2 separate regions of the Homo sapiens genome follow, and region 2 is linked to region 1. A link is a contact called in ENCODE Hi-C data. All regions are on one chromosome and are shown on one strand. Each heading gives the region's core, a stretch centred on a gene start or an enhancer-like site at or near the end of the contact. The rest is flanking DNA. Distances are from core to core; before and after follow the strand shown.

The links. Hi-C counts contacts between places; a loop is a spot of excess contacts on that map. Pooled maps may share reads with other maps.
Region 2: a pooled map shows a loop between it and region 1 (2.2-fold over the local background). The contact joins two enhancer-like sites. A Hi-C loop is called at or near these places in 14 of 168 maps with a recorded cell type or tissue (PC-3, Right ventricle myocardium superior, adrenal gland and 8 more), 5 of 37 single-sample maps with no recorded cell type and 18 of 50 pooled maps.

Annotation. Positions count from the first base shown.
Region 1 is chr3:9,087,433-9,091,644 of GRCh38, reverse strand. All of the region lies in intron 3 of SRGAP3 (SLIT-ROBO Rho GTPase activating protein 3), which reads left to right. Among named protein-coding and RNA genes, the nearest start is that of SRGAP3-AS2, 100 kb to the left of the region's middle. Within about 2 kb of position 2,489, at least 5 of the 41 ENCODE cell types and tissues checked have a DNase peak (open chromatin) inside an H3K27ac peak, as active enhancers do.
Region 2 is chr3:9,314,741-9,318,952 of GRCh38, reverse strand. It overlaps a transcript of SRGAP3 not described here. Among named protein-coding and RNA genes, the nearest start is that of THUMPD3, 46 kb to the left of the region's middle. Within about 2 kb of position 1,877, at least 11 of the 41 ENCODE cell types and tissues checked have a DNase peak (open chromatin) inside an H3K27ac peak, as active enhancers do.

The sequences.
Region 1 (4,212 bases), core at 1,240-3,739:
TACGTGGACCTTCCAGCACAGGCTGGAGAAGCCTGATCCTCTGAGACATGCCTTTTAAGCCTTTGTTTTGGAAATAAAAACACAATCACTTTGGGAGATGGCCCGTGCTTACATACATCATGTATTTAAATAGGGAACATCTGTGGGTCTCAAGTTTTGTGATTTGATGAGAAAACAAGCCAGAGTGTGGAGAAGAAGTGGGTAGGATCTGTCGGCATTTAGGACTGAAAGAGACAAAGGATTTTGTTGTTGTTGTTGTTGTTGTTGAGTTGTATTTGTTTCCTGTTGTTGTTTTTGAATCCCAGAATTAGGAAAATCATGAAATGTCCCTAAGAGTAACCCAACATGAGAACATCTACTCAAGCAAAGAGTGAGAAAAGAGAGACAGGGGGCTGGCTGACGCAGGGTTTGATGAGACAGGAGAAGAGAGGCCCAGCACGGATAACTGAGAGTTAACAAAGGCCACCTGTCTTACTCCTGCATTACAATTTTCTAAAAGATTGTTTAGGATGGTGTCATTGGGAGAAATGAAAGGGCGTATGTGTGTGTGTATGTGTGTGTGTGTGAGAGGTCTTGTTCTTAAAACTCAACATTTTAAGATGGTATTTTTTTTTTAGACATAGAGAATGACATTAGCTCTGGAAATGACCCGTCTTTGAGTTATTTTGAGGGAGATAGACACACGCCCTTTAAAAACAGAGCTTTTCAGGCTGGGCATGGTGGCTCATGCCTGTAATCCCAGCTCTTTGGGAGGTTGAGGCGGGTGGATCACCTGAGGTCAGGAGTTCAAGACCAGCCTGGCCAACATGGTGAAAACCTGTCTCTACTAAAAATACAAAAATTAGCTAGGTGTGGTGGTGCATGCCAGTAATCCCAGCTACTTGGGAGGCTGAGGCAGGAGAATCCCTTGAACCCAAGAGATGGAGGTTGCAGTGAGCTGAGATTGCACCACTGCACTCCAGCCTGGGTGACAAAGCAAGACACCATCTCACAAAAACAACAACAAAAGAAATAGAGCTTTTCAAATGTAACTCATAAAGTCTTAGGACCTACTGTGAGGTTTTTGAGAGTTTTCCCTAAAAAGCATGATGATCCCTGCATTGAAAACAAAATCAAATCATACAGAGCAAGATTTTCATGGCAAAGGAAATGATTTAATTCAGAGCTGTGTATGTCAAGAACTTCATCAGCTGATTTCATCTTGACATGAATTAATGTTCACTTGATTTTTTTTTTTTGTGCAAAGAAATAAGGGTTATGGGTGACCATCCTTTACTCCTCTCTAGTTTCCTACTGCTCTGCACAATGCTGAGCTCATCCACAGGCATTTACAGAGCTCCTTTTGTATGCAGGTCTTCGTAATCGGCATTGTGGGAAACTCTTTAAAGCCAGGGATCTGGTCTTTAGGGTGCGTGTGCTCTAATTGTTGGGAAATTAGTCCTTTTGCAGGAACTCTTTGAAAGCTGATGCTTGGTGGAGCGTTTTCAGAAGGCCGTCTCATTCAGTGGTCATTTCGGTATCTACAGACTGACATAAGCATGGATTACGTTAGTATTTTTTCAAATAAGCAAAAATGAAAATGTATGGGATCCTGTAAACTGATGAAGTCCAGAGGTGAATCTTGTTTAGGCACCACTAGATCTAGGGACGGAAAGGCTCTGGCTGTCTGCCGTAGTGGGCCTGGTACTGCAGGCAGTGCAAGACTCCTGAAGACCCTTTTAGCAACCCCCGGGGAGAAATGATCTGAGAGTGTGGTTATGAGAAACGTCCCAAAGAAGATTCTTCATTGGCTTAGCCTGGAACACGTGTTTGTCTCTGATCTGATCACTGAAGGCAAGGAGCTGGAGCCTGGTCAGACCCTGCCCCTGCCTGATGATCTTGTGTGGCCAGGCAAACAGGAGCCTGTTCCACCAACATCTCATCTTCTGTTAGTAGAAGGAGGAAGGGAGAAGCAAGACATGACCATGTCTGGTTTATTCCTAGCAGAGCAGGTGTAGCTAAAGAGGATGAGATCTGCTTGTAAGTTGGGGCAAGGCCCAGAGATGCAGATTTCTGCACAGGTGATAAGAAAGTGCATTGGACAGGTAGGTGGTGTCTGGAGGGCAGGGCCTCCTTTGTACTTTCCTTGTGGTCTGGACTCATCTCCATTACAGCATTGTGATGACTTTTTTTCACTGTGTGTCTGCATCTTGAACTAGGTCCTAAGGAAGCAGATTATAGTAAGTTGCTATGAGTGCCAACTTTGGAGTCAGACCAATCAAAAAGATGAATCTTGGCTCTGCCACTTTCTAGCTGTGCAACCTTGGGGAAGTTGCTCAGCCATTCTGAGCCTCCAGCCCCCCCCCCCCCCCCGCCCACCCCACTTATCTGTCAAGTGGGAATACTTATAGCAGTTCCTGTAAATATTTAAATTAGATAACACATGGGAGTGACTTTGGATAGTATTCAACAAATGGGGCCAGGCACCGTGACTCATACCTGTAATCCCAGCACTTTGGGAGGCTTGAGAGCAGGGACCGTGTCTCATTCAGCTTTGTGTCGTTAGTGCCTAGTTTAGGCTGGTATATACTGGGTAGTCAATAAACACCCGTGTAAATGGAATCAAAGCTAGTGAAACATGGACCACAGAGGGATAAGAGGCCACCCCTTTCCTGAGAGACCTCACCAGTGTCTGGTCATAAACTAAAATACATCTGTGGGCTGTACGGAGGACATGGCTGGGTGGAGGGAGAAGCTGGGCACTGTGGTCACCTGGACCAGCAGTAGCACAAGCCCGTACCGAAGGGGCCACCGTACTTGAAACAGGGGCTCGGCATTGCTGGATCTTCTAGAATTACCAGAGACGCTGAAAATCAGGACTTGTGCAGGAAATTTCCTGAGTTTTCAACACTGGGAAAGCATCCAGATGCTCTGAAAGCACTGAATGGCCAAACAAAACATGTCTGCAGGCCAGAGAAGCTGCCACTTGGAAGCCTTGTTCCAAGGTACTATTTCTCAATTGGGCAGGAGAGGGGGAGTTTTATCCCCCAGGGAACACCTGGCAATGTCTGGAGGTAATTTTGGTTGTCACACTGGGGGTTGGGGGTAGGGAATGCTACTGGCCTCTCACGGGTGGAGGCCAGTGATGCTCCTAAACATCCTATACACAGGACAGAGAATGCCTGGCCCTAAGGGAGCTGAACTGGCTTTAGCTACAGGCAAAGAGGCAAAGGAACCAGGCAGGGCTGGGGTTCCCTGCATTCATGATGGCTGGCTCTTGAGATTGGTCAGCCTCATTTTACTGGCTTATTTGAGCGTGAAAGACAGGGCTGTGCTCCGTCAATCTGGAGGAGCCATAGCTGCCATGGCTGAGCCCTCCTTGGCCCCATGTCACCGTTTTCCACTGTCCACACACTCCCTGTGCATGAAGGAAGCAGCCTGCCACCCTGACCCCTGCAGGCATGAAAGTAGTGTGGAAAATGTGGGCAGTGAGAGCGAATACATTATCACTTAGGTTCCTAAGGGCTGGGTATGGTGTCGCTGGAGATCACAGGGTTTGGGTTTCCTGTTCCTGGTGAAAAGTTTGGTTTGAGTTCCTCATTCAGTAGTTTCTGGAACCATAGTTGAGAATATTTCCCTTCCCAATCAACCCCAGCCAAAAATAGAAAGAACGCCTTTGAGTCTTGTGCAATTGAGTATTTGCTGAGCATTTACTCTGTGGCCAGTCCAGGGCTTGATACTGGGGAGTTGGTGAGCAGAGAGGCCTGGGCTGGTTCCCTCTGGCGGCTTACAGTCCTGGGGAAGAGATACAAGAACCCGATCTCCAGCTCCTCCCATTCATCCCACCCTCCATTCACTGGTGTCTTCACCTTCCTGAAGCGTAGCCCTGGTCATCTTAAACTTCTGCTCAACAACCCTCAGTAGTTCCCAGTCCTGCTCTGAAGGAAGCCTGTACTCTATCCGCCTCTGTGATCTGACCCAACCTCTGTCTCAGGCTTATCTCCTGCTCACCTGTGGCCGAGCTTCTCTCTTCATGAACCAGTCTTTTCACCATCCCCAGTCTCCGTGCCTCCTGCCTAGAAGGCTGTCTCCAGCCATTCATGCAAGCTAAGAAGGCCTTGGAAGTATCCCCTTAATCCTCTTCATCACTTCATCTCACATCACACCATCCTTTACTCTTGTATGGCCCTTTCCGCCTCCTGCCTTAGAATTGTGTTCTTGACTCTACCCCAG
Region 2 (4,212 bases), core at 628-3,127, 230 kb before region 1:
TCAGAAAAAACAAAATAAGGATCTTCCTGGCTTTGATTTTCTTTCTTTCTTTTCTTTTCTTTCTTTTTTTTCTTGAGATGCGGTCTCAGTCTGTCACCCAGGCTGGAGTGCAGGTGTGTGATCACAGGTCACTGCAGCCTCGACCTCCCAGGCTCAAGCGATCCCCCCATCTCAGCCTCCTAAGTAGCTACAACTACAGGCACATGCTGCTATGCCTGGCTATTTAAATTTTTTTTTTTTTTGTACAGATGGGGTCTTGCTATGTTACTGAGGCTTGTCTTAAACTCCTGGGCTCAAGTGATCCTCTGCCTCAGCCTCTCAAAGTGCTGGGATTACAGGTATGAGCCACGGCACCTGGCCCTGGCTTGATTTTCAAAAGCTTTAAGTTCTCAGGGGACTATTGAGGGCACCTGCATGTGGCCAAAATAAGTGAGGGCAAGGGGGTTGAAGAGAGTCCCCCTCAGACTAGCAAACATTCCACTGCTCTGGGCAGAGAAGCGGGGTAGGTAGCAGGGGGAAGGAGGAAAGAGGAGGTGTGATGAAAGCAGATATACAGCCAGCCCCAGAGAGAGGGGCCCTGTGCCCTGCTTTCTGTGTGGAGCCCTGTGGAGCAGAAAGGACATGGCTGGGTAGTAAGCCGGTAGATTCTGGGTTCCCAGTGTGGCCCAGAAAGGGTGCTGGGCTGGAGGTGAGGGACATGTCGGTGGTGATGAGTGAGGACTGGTGCCTATGGGCCAGACAAGGTGATGAAATTGTCTGACAATTTCAACAGACAACTGCATGGATAGACAACAGCAAGGACCAGAATGCACCACTCTCCCTCCCATGATTCTCCATAAACACCGAGAACCTGGAGGCATTCCCTGAAAGTGGGAAGAAGATTTCAAATTAGCGGAGGTTATATATTTGCCACTCTAGTCGGATAGGGGCTAAAAATGAAATTGAAATGTTATATTTTGTGTACAACTGTGCAGTAGATTAAGAACCATAACCAGCACCTGTAGAAAGCATGTAGCCTGTATCCATAGGTGGGTACCACAATATGTTTACTGAGTCTGAATCCAGATGTTGTTGAGCCTTTGAATATGTCCAATGTCTTGCTTGATGTGTGAGGCCTGATGGAGTCACTCCCCGTATCAGTGGTTTTCAAGTGTGGTCCCTGGACCAGCAGCATCAGCATCAGAGGGCACTTGTTAGAAATGCACATTCTCAGGCCTTGTCCTGGAGTGACTGAATTGGAAAGTCTCTCAGGTCTTTCTGATGCATACTAGAGTTTGAGAACCTCCCTTCTACATCACTTCTGTTTTCTCTTCTTACACTCTCAGTTTCTCAGACTTATTCTTAGATTTAAATAGCCAACTTACTGATTGACACTTGACCAGCTTTAGCTTTGGGCCAGCCACACATTTTAAGCTTTTACTCTGAAGACAGGAGAGAGCTTCTGATTTTACCCAGAGCTTTTGGCATAGCTATCCCAGTTTCATTGAGGATCTAGTTTCTGGAAGGAAAACAGTGAGATGGGGAGAAGACCCTTTAGTAAATGAGAAGGAATTGCAGGCAAACATGATCTTAAAAACCTTTACCAAATCTTCATGGAGCCGGTGAACTTCACAGGGAACGATTTTGTAGCCAGGCCAGCTCCTAGGGAAATTTACGGCCGAAATATTTCCCTGTTTCTGGGTCAGGAAGTGATAGCACACAGATGGAATTTACAATGGGAGCGTGAATGGAGTCTACGTTAGCTGGTGGCCCCTCCAAGGCTGCAGAGCAAAGGCGCTTTTCACTGGCTCTATTCACATATAATGAGTGCTCCCCAGGCTCTCGGAAGAACGCGGCTGCTGGCTGGCCCCTTTTTCTTTTTCCTCGACTGCTTTCACTTTTCAGAGGGTTGCCCTGTTGCGGTCCACTTGGGATTGGTGTGAGCCTTGATTTGGCAGGAGAAAGGAAGAAGTACACGGTGGCCTACAGAATTGAATTCTCTGCCTCTCTGGCCCCTTTCCTTGAATAATAGGCCTTTGTGCTTTGAAATGCAGGGAAGTCCCAGTTTCTCAGGCTTTAAAAAAACTCAGACCTTCCTCTAACCTCCTCTCCCGCCTTCAGATGCTTAGCAGGGAGTAGTTAAGGGGGCAGAACAATTATCAAATCAAGTATTTCTTTAATGTTAGAAATTGCTTGGATAGTTGATTTCTAAACAATATATGTGATGCATTCCTTCAGATGGACAAAAATATTGGCTTAACTTAAAAATTCAGCTTAAAAAATTATATGAGATTGCTATATTAATTTTTTTTTGTTTTTGAGATGGAGTCTCTGTCACCAGGCTGGAGTGCAGTGGTGCGATCTCAGCTCACTGCAACCTCCGCCTCCTGGGTTCAAGCCATTCTCCTGCCTCAGCCTCCCGAGTAGCTGGGACTGCAAGGCATGCGCCACCATGCCCAGCTAATTTTTTTGTATTTTTAGTAGAGACGGGGTTTCACCATGTTGGCCAGGATGGTCTCAATCTCCTGACATTGGGATCCACCCGCCTCGGCCTCCCAAAGTGCTGGGATTACAGGCGTGAGCCACCGCGCCTGGCCTATTAATTTTTTTTTTTTTAACCAAGAAGGCTGAGTGTGGTGGCTCACACCTGTAATCCCAGCACTTTGGGAGGCCAAGGCAGGTGGTTCTCTTGAGGCCAGCAGTTCAAGACCAGCCTGGACAACATGGTGAAACCCGGTCTCCACTGAAAATACAAAAATTAGCCAGGTGTGGTGGTGTGTGCCTGTTATCCCAGCAACTTGGATGGCTGAGGCATAAGAACCTCTTGAATCCAAGAGGCGGAGGTTGCAATGAGCTGAGATCGTGCCACTGCACTCCAGCCTGGGTGACAGAGGGACACTCTGTCTCAAAAAAAATAAATACAATAAAATATTAAAATATTCAACAAAACCAAGCACTGTTTGACTCTAACCTGTGATCCACTTTCGTGAAGTATTTGACAGAGCAAAATTACATTGCCAAAGAGGAATTCAGCCTTTGCAGTCTATTGAGATGGGTTTTTATAATAAATATAGTTTAAGTAATTCATCTCTGTTTTCCCTTCCCTAATTTTATGCTGCAGTTTCTTTTAAAGGTGTGTGTTAATAGCATTGCATTCTTTTTTTTAATCTTGAAAGCAAATTTTGTAGAAAAATCATTATCATCATTTAGGCGCTCACATTTTCAGTGGTTTAAGCATATTTTGTACATCTTTAATTTTTATTTCACTGTAAAACATATGATTTCACTACATGTATTTGAATTTTGTACAGTGTGGCAGAAGATGGAAAACATTCTTCCATCAAGGACTATTATTGAACTGTTTGGCTGAGTTACTCAAGGTCTTGCTTTAGAACTATAAACTTCACGTAAGAGGTTATTGTCTCCCATCCCCAGCAGCCATTACCCTTCCTTTCGTTTCAAGCCCAGATTTGTGTTTTCTCCTTGTCTCAGTCCACGTGCTCTCTGTGAGGTTCCACTCACAGCTCCAGGACTGGAAGACATGACCCTCACCTGGCCAATCAAATGATCAAATCCTCTTCCCAGGATGGGGAAGGGAGGCTAGAGTGATTGGTTTAAGGAGGGGGTTGTGGTCCAGCCATAGCCTGTGAAATGCAGTGGGACTTTTCTGGGATTGGTGGGAGAGAGGCAGGGGCCCTCTTTCCACCCAAGCTTCAATCTGGGAAAAGGTTGGGTGGGAGGTGCAGCAGCCCAGTTGAAAGCCTTAAGCTGCTGGCAGAGGTTGGGAGCCTTGGAAGAGCCTGGGGCTGAATGAAGCCAACCCAGCTGAAGATAGACTGGAGAGGTGGAAACATAGTCCCGATGATGTCATTTGAACCCTGGTGTGAGGCCAGCCCTACCAGACCAGCCTGACCAGTATAGTTTTTTGAGCCAATAAATCTTCATAGTGCTTATGCCAGTTTAGTTGGGTTTCCTGTTACTTTCAATGGAAGAGGCTTTTTGATAACACTGGTCATGCCAAGGCTGGTCTGGAGTTCAAATGTGCTGGGAATTTGCCAAGATGAGGCTCCAGGCACTGAGAATGAAGCTGAAGTCTGGTTATCAGAACCCGGGCTCCAGTGCCAGGTCCCCTCCCTGGCCTCTGCCCAGAGAAGGAGAATCCCTATGCTGGTTTCTGTAGAGGGGCACTGAAGCTACCTACAGCCTTACTTTCCCGGGTCAAGTCTGTTCTGA